2 separate regions of the Homo sapiens genome follow, and region 1 is linked to region 2. Evidence: chromatin contacts called from ENCODE Hi-C or POLR2A ChIA-PET data. All regions are on one chromosome and are shown on one strand. The core of a region is the stretch at or near the end of the contact, and the rest is flanking DNA. Distances in the headings are between cores, read along the strand shown.

What was found. Hi-C counts contacts between places; a loop is a spot of excess contacts on that map. ChIA-PET counts read pairs that join two places held with the same protein, here RNA polymerase II (POLR2A).
Region 1: a map of Panc1 shows a loop between it and region 2 (3-fold over the local background). The contact joins two enhancer-like sites. A Hi-C loop is called at or near these places in 2 of 168 maps with a recorded cell type or tissue (Panc1 and posterior vena cava). POLR2A ChIA-PET finds 5 or more read pairs at or near these places in 4 of 52 experiments (CD8-positive, alpha-beta memory T cell, T-cell and WTC11).

The regions. Positions count from the first base shown.
Region 1 is chr2:231,318,171-231,324,192 of GRCh38, reverse strand. The region is part of intron 19 of ARMC9 (armadillo repeat containing 9); the gene reads right to left. Among named protein-coding and RNA genes, the nearest start is that of MIR4777, 42 kb to the left of the region's middle. Within about 2 kb of position 2,957, at least 13 of the 41 ENCODE cell types and tissues checked have a DNase peak (open chromatin) inside an H3K27ac peak, as active enhancers do.
Region 2 is chr2:231,265,431-231,271,552 of GRCh38, reverse strand. It overlaps ARMC9 (armadillo repeat containing 9), which reads right to left. Exons shown (of 25, transcript NM_001352754.2): 13 at 481-571. Among named protein-coding and RNA genes, the nearest start is that of ARMC9, 70 kb to the right of the region's middle. Within about 2 kb of position 1,440, at least 8 of the 41 ENCODE cell types and tissues checked have a DNase peak (open chromatin) inside an H3K27ac peak, as active enhancers do.

The DNA of each region.
Region 1 (6,022 bases), core at 1,708-4,207, 51 kb before region 2:
TTGCACCACTGCACTCCAGCCTGGGCAACAGAGCAAGACTACATCACAAAAAAAAAAAAAAAAAAAAAAGTACTTTACAATTAAATTTGCTGAGAATTGATAGGCCCTCCCTAACCTCCAGAAACACAGGACAGTTTCTGCATTTGTTCCTAATATTTGCTACCCATTAATAAAAGTTAACTTGAATTGCAGCTTAGCAGTGTGAGCAGGGGGCCTGGGGCAGAACCAGGGCCCCGCAGCTGACCTGCTCACAACAGGGACAGTTGGCTTCCGCTGCCTCAGTTTCTCTAGTGCAACATGCAGGCAAACGCTATTGTTATTTCAATGTCAAATGCATAGATGTAAGAAAACTGAGGTGAAAATCATCACCAAATTGATGGTTCTTGGTTTAAAAAGTTTTGTACCAAGGTTCTAATTCAGAAAGACATGATTCTTGTCAGCGCCTCATTTTCTCTAGCTAGTAAATGGGATCACTTGGCTGCCTCCTTTAAAATCATGACTTACTGATGGAAGAAATTTCTTAAATTCTCTGCTTTTGGAACGCCATGATACTGTGTAGATATAAACAAGTCACTGCCATGGTTTCTGAGAAACACTGAAACCGGCGAAAAGGGAACGGAGGCATCCTTAGGGCTTGGGAGGGGAGAGAGCGGAAGCAAACTGAGCTGCGCTAGTTGAGGTGGGAAGGGCAGCTTAACAAAGAAGCCAGAGCTTCATTCAACCGTTCCCAGTAACACCTGCAGGCAGAGGAGCCCACTACCTGCGGTGGGAAATGTAAGCAGAGAACCTCCCAGCAATGAAGCTTGCTGATAGCAGGCGCTTGCTCCACTTTCTCAATCAGTGCCAGGCAGATGAAAACAACTCTGAGGATGTATCTGGACTTTTAATAATGGGCAAACCCAGAGGTGAGGCCAAGAGGCACCCTCTGAGAATGCCAACTCAGGCCTTCCAGCTGGGAGGGGAGCCACTGCTGCCATCAGTTCTCCCCCCATTTTTTTTTTTAAGAGACAGGTTTTTGCTCTGTAGCTCACGTTGGAGTGCAGTGGTATGATCACAGCTCACTATAGCCTCTAACTCCTGGCCTCAAGCATTCCTCCCACCTTAGCCTCCTGAAGTGCTGGGATTACAGGCATGAGCCACCGTGCCCTGCTCGGGGAAAGAATTCTGCTAGCCTCTCTCAATGCAAGCCTGGCAAGGTGCTGGGTGCACTGGGCGACAAGGGCACCAGCCACTGTGCTAACTTGTCTGAGCTGCTTGTGAATTCCAAACGAAACGACATATTTTAAAATCTACTTTGTGAAGTAAGGGAGTGATGGATAAAGAAATACTCAAGAATAAATGCCTCGTTAGGGTGGGTCTTAAATACCATTGTTGGAGGAATTTGACTAAAATTACTGGTCTTTATGTACCAGAGCAGAATGCATCAGATTACTAATGTTAGAGCTCAGTGATAACTGATTACTTCAAGAAATTAAGAATGCCTCATAAAAAAGGCGCTCGAGCTGAGATGAATTTAGATGTCCTAATGCGAAGCTTCCCCATGGCAGCTTGGTGACCTTATGACATTACAAGATGCTTAACTGGAGGCTTTCGATACATAATACTCCAGACAAACCAGATTCTAAGCAACTGGCCTGAAAACAAAACTAAGGGTGACCACTAAATGCATTTGAAAACTCAGATTCTTACAGATAGAATGCAGAGCAGAATGTGTTCAGGCGGTTTTACACATGACAAGTGAAAGTATCCGGTGTGCTTTCCACTTGAAATAATTATAAGACTTCTATAAGTAGTTTAAATTTGAGACACCTTCTCAGAACGCTGAATTGTAAATCTCACTCTTTGTGAAAATAAGGGAAAAACACTCCACATGGGAGAGCGAGGGTGGACTGAGGTGACCAGGCCAGGCAGCGTGAGGCGCTGACTTCCCCAGTGGAATGGGCCCTGGCCACGTGTGCAGCTTTCCTCCTGAGCACGTGCCCACGACTGCAGATGGAAGCACGTCCGGGATCCTTGAGGGCTCCCCGCGACGCGGAGAAGTCTCCCTCTACATTCATTTCCCCATTCACAAAAATGCAGCCCAGGGTATGACAGTTGGTTTCACAACCAGACCAGTTCATTAAATAAGGATATGACAGAAACCGGAGAACCCAAACAACCTTTACTTCCCTAATTCTCCCAGTCTCTTGCTTTCGCCGCTCAGTTTACTTGCTTAAACTTTTTCTGTACTCTAAGCAAAAACAGCAAGAAATGTGGAGATGATGGCAAAGTCGCCCTAGGAAAAGCAGGGCTTATCGCAATATTTAATACACCCAATAAGAGAAGACCTGGAGGCTCAGTGGGACAGGAAGTGAAAGAGCAGAAAGCTTCCATGAGGTTAGAGGGAGAGGGACCCAGTGCCCCAGCAGTACCACAGACACCGCGCTTCACATGGAGAAGAGGAAGAGGGTAACCGAAATCAGGGCCCCTTCCAAACAGGATCCTAAGAGTGTGCTCAGGACACAACGGGCAAAGGGGAACAAAAGACCTAGGGACCAAGGCAGGGTATGTCCCCGCCCCAACCTGGAGCAAGTGAAGATGGGCTAGTTAAGAAGAAACCACCACTCCAGGACTGGACACACTCCTGACCCAATGAAGGGATTTTCTTACATGCCAGCAGGAATGTCATAAAGACAAAAAAAACTATTATTCAATATAATGTCTATGTTCTGAAATACTGTTTAGATGAATCTTAAAGTTTCACAGAAAAAACCTCAGGAAAAACTCCCAGGCTGCTGCTACCCAAAGTGTGGCCTGGGACCAGCCTCCTCCCACCCCTCCTTTCCCCACTGAGGGTGCTCTACTTCTCTGCCAGCTGCTTTCCATCCCCGCTCCATCCGGGCCAGCCCTGGCCTTGGCTCTCTCTAATTCTGGCCAGGCAGCACATGAGGAACCTCCACTCCAGCAGACTTCGGCTTGCCTCTAGACCAGTCAGGCCAGTCTGTCTCTAGATCGCAAGGGCGGCGTTAAAAACAGCTGACAGGCATTGAGTCTGCCTGGCACTTGACATGGATTGTTTCATTTGATCCTCACAAGCACCTGATGAAAAGGGTATTAATATTCTCGCTTTACAGATGAGAACACTGAGGCTTGGTGAGGTTCACCAGCTTGCCCAAAGCCACACACAGCTGGTAAGTTGTCAGGCAGGACTCAAACACAGGGAGTTAGCTTCTGAACCCTTTCTTGGTGTTCAGATTCTGCCAGTCACTGACTCGACATTCAGCAAGTATTAACCATGCATCTATCATTTTTGTGGGTCTCTGGCAGGTATAGAGAGGCTTCCATGCTTGGCCCCACCTGTTCCCTGTTGCCTTGGACTTGGAATAAGGACAGGAAGAGCATGCTGATCAAATGCACACATGATACAAGACAAGGATGTGATCCAATACCTCAGTGAGCTGTGACCATCAGCTCACCTGCCAATAAGATGCCTACCAGGGATTAAGACAGGTCCCAGCCTTGGCTTTAATGCCACCCCCTGCCACTGCCTTTTCTGGATTAGGCTTATTCTATATAGCTCCAGAAGAAAGACCAGCGAGTGGACACTATACGGAAGAAAAGGAAGGAAAGGACACTATCTTTTTTTTTTTTTTTTGTCCATGAGGGGCCACAGATGAACTTGCTGTTCACATCTCTGTCATGATGATTTATCCCTATTTTTACAGATGAAAAAACAAATATAAATAAAAATATAAAGGTAGACAGGGTCTTAATGAGTGAGGCTTTGAATACTACCGTTAGCAACTTGAGATTGTGCCAAGTGATGGGGAGCAAGAAAGTGTTTTAAAAGGCATCATGTGAATGTGCAAATGGGTCAGCCCTTTGGGGAGCAATTTGGCAGGATTTAGTAAAGATGAGACCCTCATCCCCCTGCATCAGCAATTCAACATCTAGGTGTGAGCTGCAGAGAAGCACTCAAGGGCATATAAGGACACGAGGATGAAGAAGCTCTTTGCTGCACTGTGGAAAACACAGGAAAGGAAGGAGAAACACACAGGGGCTTATTCTGACAATGAAATACTACATACAGCAGCTAAGTGGGTGAACTGGGTATTGGGATGAGTAAACCTCTAACACATAATGTTGAATGAAAAAAGCAAGCCAGTAAACAATTCATATAATACTAGCCACTTATGTAAAATTAAAAACCATAACAGTGTATATTATGAAAGTACAGAATCATCTGTGGAATTAATACACCAACTTCAAGATAGTGGTTAATTCTGGGGAGAGAAGGAGGGGAGGGAGAGGAAGGGATACAGCCACAGCTGTCTGTTATATTATTTTCTGTTCTTTCTGAAAAGTTTAAAATGTTCCCTAATTTAAAAATTAAGTGATCATGTCCCCGTGTGGTCCAAGCTCTGCTTTAAGAAGATGGTCTGGTGGCCACATGCAGGACAAGCTGGGAGGGCCAGAGACCGAAGGCTGGGAAGTTAGTACAGAGAGGGGTGTGAGGCTTAAGCCAGGATGTGGAGCAGAAAGGAAATGAAGGGGAAGATGAAAGTGACTTCCAGAACGATGAGCCACAGTGTGTAGACACCATCTGGAAGATGACAGCAAAGTGTAAGGGAGAGGAAGAGTCCCTGGTCACTTAGCAGTTTAAGGAGCATGGGCGCCTGGGACCGCCAGGTGATTTATGAGCCTCAGGTGTTTGTTATGCCCACATCTGGGTTAGAACCCCTTACTAGTGCCTAGCATGGGGGTGAGATGCTGGGCTGAGCATTGCTCAGGTTCGTGGCAGTTAGTTTTAGCCCATTTAGAGAAACTAAGGCTTGTACATGGCAGAATCAGGACCCGAACAGGGCTCCTGATCCTAGGATGGGGGACACTTGGCAGAGCCCAATGGCCACTTCCACCTGGATGTTCATGAGCTCTACAAGGCTACCTGGTCCCAGCGCCTTTGGGCTCAGTTCAAGTCCCAGGAATAGCCCAGCCCAGTCAGTGACTTACTGACCTCACTCAGGCAGTTTTATTTCTCACTGTAAATTAGTAAACTAGCACTTTGATCACTTAAAAATGAAAGTGACCTTCTAACAGCTTCCCTCCTCTCTCAGGATAGAAGCCAAGGTCCTTCCCCAGGCCCTAGGTGATCTGACCTCATATCCAACTCCCTCCCTGCTTCTTCCTGTTCCCGCAAGGCCCCCAATATGCTTCTGCCTCAGGACCTTGCCACTTGCTCTTCCCTCTGCCCCACTGCTCTTCAAAGCACTCATGGTCACCTGGCTATCATCTCTGCTTATTTGTTGAAGGCTTGCTTTCTCCAAATAGGATGTCTGCTTTGCTTTTACCGCTATATCCCTAGGATCTAACGACTTCTGGCCCTAGGCATATACTCCTGTTCCTGGAACAGGAGTAGGTCAGGCAATTCCTCTCTACAGTTATCAAGTGCAAAATGTGATACGTTTACTAAAAATAATCATTCCAGGACACTGGAAAATGACCAATGGCAGGCAACAACTTAAGCAGTACTTGCTCAGTGGGGAAGTGCTAGGGCACTGGGTGAGAACTGTGTGTTCATGGCCTTCCTGCCTGGAGGCGTTCCCATCGTAGGCAGTGACACCCCAGGGCCTGGAGGTGTGAACGTGGTAGAGGGCAAGTGGCAGGCACAGCTGCTAGAAATTGAAGGGGGACAGCTGGAAGCAAGAGGGCTACAGAGGTTAAGAGATGTTACAATCTCCCCACATCTCTGACTGCTAAACTACAGGTACATGCAGAAAACCCAAGGAACCCAGAGGAAGCTAACAGTGTGGGAAAACTTGCAGATAATTTTTTGTGCTTGCAAATGTATTCCTCAATCCACACACAGCTCAAGCAGCAGAAGGTGGAAACCTTACTGGCTTCAGGCATCTGAGCACAATTTCCATCCCAATCAACAGTTAAATTATGGAGGGGAGACCCTGGGATTGGAGAAAATGATAGACACACTCATGGCTGCCTTCTACAGGGGAGACACATTTCTCAGTTTAAGAGCAGGCAAGTTAAC
Region 2 (6,122 bases), core at 191-2,690:
AAATTCAGTTATGGGGGCATGTTATTTTCAGAGTTTTCAAATCCTTTGATTTAAGAGGTCATAGTCTTCTGAAGGAAATGGTGCAGTGTTTATTGGAGTCTGCTTTGTTTCGCTAAGCTTATTTTGCCGTAATTGTTTCACTTATTTTGCCTTAAGTAGAAAATTATAGAAGATGCATTCATTACCTGTGATATACTTGAAAGCAATATAAAATGTTACTATGTTACAAAACCAGAAAGCTTTATAAAATAAAACCGGGAGGTTTACAAAATAAACCCCAAAAACTGTCCAAATGTGCTCTGATATAAACTAAAGCAATATGACAACAATTAATTTTCACAAAAGACCTTAGATGAATTAAACGGTAACAAACTGAGGAAGCGTCATCTCTAAGAAACTTGGGAGGAACGCTCATTTTCAAAGGAAAAAGCACATCAATATGACCTAGCTCTTATCTTTGAAGCAAAGCTGATGTCTCACCTTCTGCCAGTGACGCAAAAGCATTGATGAGCCTGGCCATGTACTGCCGCACCACGTCGCTCGTGGAGTGCAGCAACTGAAGCACACTCCTCTGGGGGAAAACGTCAAGAGGAAAAACAAGGTTAAGAACACGGAGAGATAAACACACGCCTCCTCTTCGGGTCTGGTAGTTCTCTTCCTCTGCCTGAATTTATTAGAGGTGAAATAAACAGACTAAAGCCAAACATTTCATCTGGAATCCTTGTTTTCCAACTGAAATTTGATGAGACTTGGCAAAAATAAGTTAGTCAGACTTCCAAATTAAATGAATTAATTACACGAAGCCCTCAGAACAGTGACTGGCGCGAGGGAAGCAGTCCTGTTTGCTGTTACCGTTGCGGCTGTTTTCCAGGTTAGAATGGCAGATCCAAGACACATGACTAATTTGGCTCCCTCTAAGCCACAGTAAAACTACAATAAATGGACTGTTAAAAAAGATAATTCCCAAGGACAGAGAGAACAGCACGAGAAACGATAACGCCACAATTCTGGAAGTGGGACTGCAGCATGGCAAGAGGCTTAGCAGGCTCAAGAAGGCCAAATCTCAAGGCAGCAACGGGCACTGTGGAATTACCCAATTTCCATTACTCACTCCTCAAAGCACTTAAGAGCTGAAGAAAAATAAAGACGAATGAATTAAAGTTGTTCAAGAAGCACTTGGATCCCACTCATGTGACTCCTGCACACCTCTCAGCACAGGGCTGGGGAGAGGGTGTTCCCTTGTGAGGGAGACACAAAGGGTCTGTGGATCTGGGACACCAGGCAGAGGAGAGCAAGGCTTGCCGGGGTTCTAGAACAAAATGGAGAGGGGGGTTAGTGTCTAAATGCAGAATGAATGTGGAACAGAGGGCCACCCCAAAACTTGGCTCCCAGGACCCTGGCAACCAGACCTTTGCCCTCTAGGCCTGAGATTAGAAGACTATTCTCACAGTGAAATGACCAGCCCACGGGGAAAGAATTAGAGACCGTGAAATCAGAGGTTCCCAGCAAACGGCCCACCCAGATCCCCCTGGGTGGAACTATCCATCGACAGGCCCCACCATCACACTCAATGGCTTTGTGGTCCCCTTCACTCCAAATCTCTCATTAGGAGATCACCAAGGACTAGCAGACATCTGAGAAAAGTTTCTACCAGGAGGCCAAAACAAATAGGGGGGGAGGGTGGGGGCGGGGCTTGGAGTAAATGAGACCGTGCAGGGAGAAGAAAACTAAAAATTAAATAAAAATTCATCAATAATATCCTCAAAGATATAAGAAACTGTATTATATCCATGAAACAAGAGAATGCTATCAAAAAGGAAATAAAAGTGTCAACAGAAGGGTCAGAAAATAAAGATGAAGACATCTGCTAGGGAGGCTGGGCAGGGTGGCTCATGCCTATAATCCCAGGACTTTGGGAGGCCAAGGTGGGCAGAGAGGTCAGGGGTTTGAGACCAGCCTGGCCAACATGGTGAAACCCCGTCTCTACAAAAATACAAAAATTAGCCAGGCGTGGTGGCACACACCTGTAATCCCAGCTACTCGGGAGGCTGAGGCAGGAGGATTGCTTGAACCCAGGAGGCAGAGGCTGCAGTGAGCTGAGATCATGCCAGGGCAGCAGAGTGAGACTGTCTCAAAAAAAAAAAAAAAAAAAAAGAAGAAGAAAAGAAATCTCCTAAAGAGTGGAACAAAAAGTAGAAAAGATGAGAGAAAACTATAATAGAAAACCAGTTCAGGAGGTTCAACATTCAGAGAGAGAACACAGAAAACAGAGGGAAGAAACCATCAACAAAATAACTCAAGACCAGAATGAAAGTTGTCAGACTGAAAGGGCCCACAAAGTGCTCAATAAAAGGGATTAAAATATACCTCATGAAGGACGTCAATGGGAAATTGGGAAGATTCAATATGCTTCTAGGGAGAGAAACACAGGTCACATACAAAAGATAAAGAATTGGAATGGCTTTGGATTTCTTTTTTTAAATTTTTTGAGTCAAGCTCTCACTTTGTTGCCCAGGATGAAGTGCAGTGGTGTGATCACAGCTCACAGCCTCAACCTCTTGGGCTCAAGCAATCCTCTCGCCTCAGCCTTCTGAGTTAGCTGGGACTACAGGTGCACGCCAACATGCCTGGTTAATTTAAAAGAATTTTTTTTTTTCTTAGAGAATGGGGTCTATGTTGCTCAGGCTGCTCACAAACTCCTGGGCTCAAGCGATCCTCCTGCCTTGGCCTCCCAAAGTGCTAGAATTATGGGCATGAGCCACTGTGCCCAGCTGGCTTTGGATTTCTGTACAGCAAAACTGGAACCTAAAAGACAATGGAGCAATGTCTTCAAAATTCTGAAGGAAAATTATTTACAATCCAGGATTCTATACGAAGAATGAAGACATTTCTTGACCATACATGATCTCAAAAAAATTTACTTCCTGTGTACTTTTTCTCTAGACGTTATTAACTAAAGGATGTGTTCCACCAACCGAGAGAACAAGTCAAGAAATAAGATAATATGGGACACTGGAAACAGAGATCCAATTCAGGAGAGAGGTGAAAGGAATCAATAAAAGTTTGGTGAAGAGACTCCTGGACAGCAGCTATGCACCAGAATGTTTTCCAGACTAAACCCAGCTAATTCAAGAGGGCAACATGTCAAAGGCTGTCGTCCCCAAGATGCCTATTACCATTACACCCATTTAGGTTGATTTTTTGCTGAAGTATAGCATCTACACAGGGCATTGCACAGATCACATGTACAGCCTGATGAGTGTTCACAAAGCGAACATGTGGCTAACTAGTAACCAGATAAAGAAACAGAACATGACCATAGTCCCAGATGCCCTTCCAGAACCCCATTCCAAACCAAGGGTGACTTCTCTCCTGGCTTCTAACATCATAGATTCATGTTACTTGGCTCCTCCTTAAATTTTTTAATAAATGAAACCATATATTATATATTCTCTTATGTTTGACTTTTTCATTCAACAATATGTCTGTGATATTCACCCAGGGTCTCTGCTGTGTTCCTTCTCATTGCTCAAGGTATCCCATTTTACAAATACATCACAGGTATTCATTCTACTGCTGATGGACATTTGGGTTGCAGCCAGTGTTTTGGTTCTAGAACTGCAGCTATGAATATTCTTGCATGTTTTTTAGTGAACATATGGGCACGTTTTGGTTGGGGCTTATCTAGGAGTGGTTTTGCTAGGACATAAGGTATTCAGTTTTAGTAAACGCTGCCCGTGTTCCAAAGTAGTGCACGAGGTCCCAATTTTTAAACAGAGCACAAAATGACTGGTGAAACGAGCCCAGACTCTTATCTGCATTTGGATAACCCTAAACAGTGCTAGTGAAGTTCTAGCTCCCCCTTCCATGCCCTGCTGTGTGGATTAGCTGCGAACAGTTTTTTACTCCCACAGAAGTGTTCTCAAGTGATCAACCCCTGAGAACTAGAAGTAGATCAAGTGAGCGTAAAGCCAAAATACACAGCAGCTCACCATTGCCCTTAGGCATAAATATTGCTGCCGGGCCGGGTGCAGTGGTTCACACCTGTAATCCCAGCACTTTGGGAGGCTGAGGCAGGCGGATTACCTGAGGTCAGGAGTTTGAGACCAGCCTGGCCAACATGGCGAAACCCCATCTCCAATAAAAATACAACAATTAGCTGGGCATGGTGACGCGCACCTGTAGTCCCAGCCACTCAGGAGGCTGAGGCGGGAGAACTGCTTGAACCCAGGAGACGGAGGTTGAAGTGAGCCGAGATCACGCCACTGCACCCCAGCCTGGGTGACAGAGCGAGACTGTCTCAAAAAATTAAAAAAAAAATAAATATTGCTGTTGGACAACTGGTACCTGGCCCACCTTTCAATTCCGCCAGACGCTCTGTGTTTCCCAGGACTCTCTCCCACTTTTGATTACCAATGTCCCCAGAGGGGATCAATAAGTGCTCAGGGAGGCTATGTCTAACTGTCATCCCAAACTTTGGTTTATGCCATCTTCTCCTAGCTAACTTCATCTAACATGGGCACAGTCCTGTTTCCTTGCAGAGCAAGGCTGATGCTTGCTACTCAGCACAAAAGCAAACACTGTATTATGCGGGATATACATAGATGGGAAAACTATAAAGAAAAGCAAGGAGCGGATTAACACAACAGTCAGGATGTGCATGCACACTTCACAGCAGCACTATCCACAGTAGCTTCTACTGACGGAGGAAGAGATAGATACGCAAAATATGGTCCACCCATATGATGAAATGTTAGCCTTAAAAAGGAAAGAAATTCTGACATATGCTACGTGGATGAACCTGAGGACATTAGCTAAGTGAAATAAGCCAGTCACAAAAAGAAAAATACTGTACAATTCTACTTATATGAGGTATTTGGAGTAGTCACAATCATAGAGACAGATAGTAGAATGGGAATTTGCCAGGGGCCTGGAGTAGGGGGAAATGGAGAATTATTGCTTAATGGGTACAGAGTTTCAGTTTTACTAGATGAAAAAAGTTATTTATGGAGATGGATGGCACATGATGGTTGCACATTATGAATGTGTTTAATACCACTGAACTGTACACCTAAAAATGGGTAAGATGCTTAGAGATATGAAGAGAGATATTTATGAAGTCTAGAAACTAAGAATTCAGCTAAAAATGAAAAATTCAGTTCTCTACAATTTCATTAAATTTGGCTCCATTCAAGTTTTTGGTCTCAAGCTGTAATTCTCAACGCATCCTGGACCAGCAGTATTAGCATCACTGGAAAACTTGTTGGAAATGCAAATCCTTGGGCCCCACCATAGACCTATTGAATGGAAACTGTTGGTGGGACCCAGTGATCTGTTTTAATGAGACCTCCAGGAGATAACGATGCATGTTAAACTTTGAGAACCACTATGGGAGAGGAATGAACCAACGAATTCAATTTCCTGTCTGTACAGGTCAGTTTACCTTGGTGCCATAGTGACACAGCATCCATGTTGGACAAGGAGTCTTTCTGCCCTGCAGATTCTCTGACATCTTAAGAGAACTTCAACTCATTTCTTCTTTTTTTTTTTTTTTTTAGATGGCGTCTCAGTCTGCTGCCCAGGCTAGAGTCCAGTGGCGCAATCTCAGCTTACTGCAACCCCAGTCTCCCGGGTTCAAGCACTCAGCTTCCCAAGTAGCTGGGATTACAGGTGCACACCACCATACATGGCTAATTTTTGCATCTTTAGTAGAGACAGGGTTTCACCATGTTGGCCAGGCTGGTCTCAAACACCTGACCTCAAGTGATCTGCCCACCTCAGGCCTCCCAAAGTGCTGGGATTACAGGCATGAACCACCACACCTGGCCTATTTCTTCTTTTTTTTTTTTAGAAAAAAAGTTTTATTTCAAGTTTCTGGGTTATAGGTGGTTCTTAATTACAGGGATAAGTTATTTAGTGGTGACTTCTGAGACTTCAGTGCACCCAGTGGATACAGTGAACACTGTCACCTGTGCAAGGTCCATTATAAAATTTTTGTTTGCATCCTCATATCTTAGCTCCTACTTACAAGTGAGAACATATGATATTTGATTTTCCATTCCTGAGTTACCCCACTTAGAATAAGGCCTCCAGCTCCATCCAAATTGCAGCAAAAGACATTA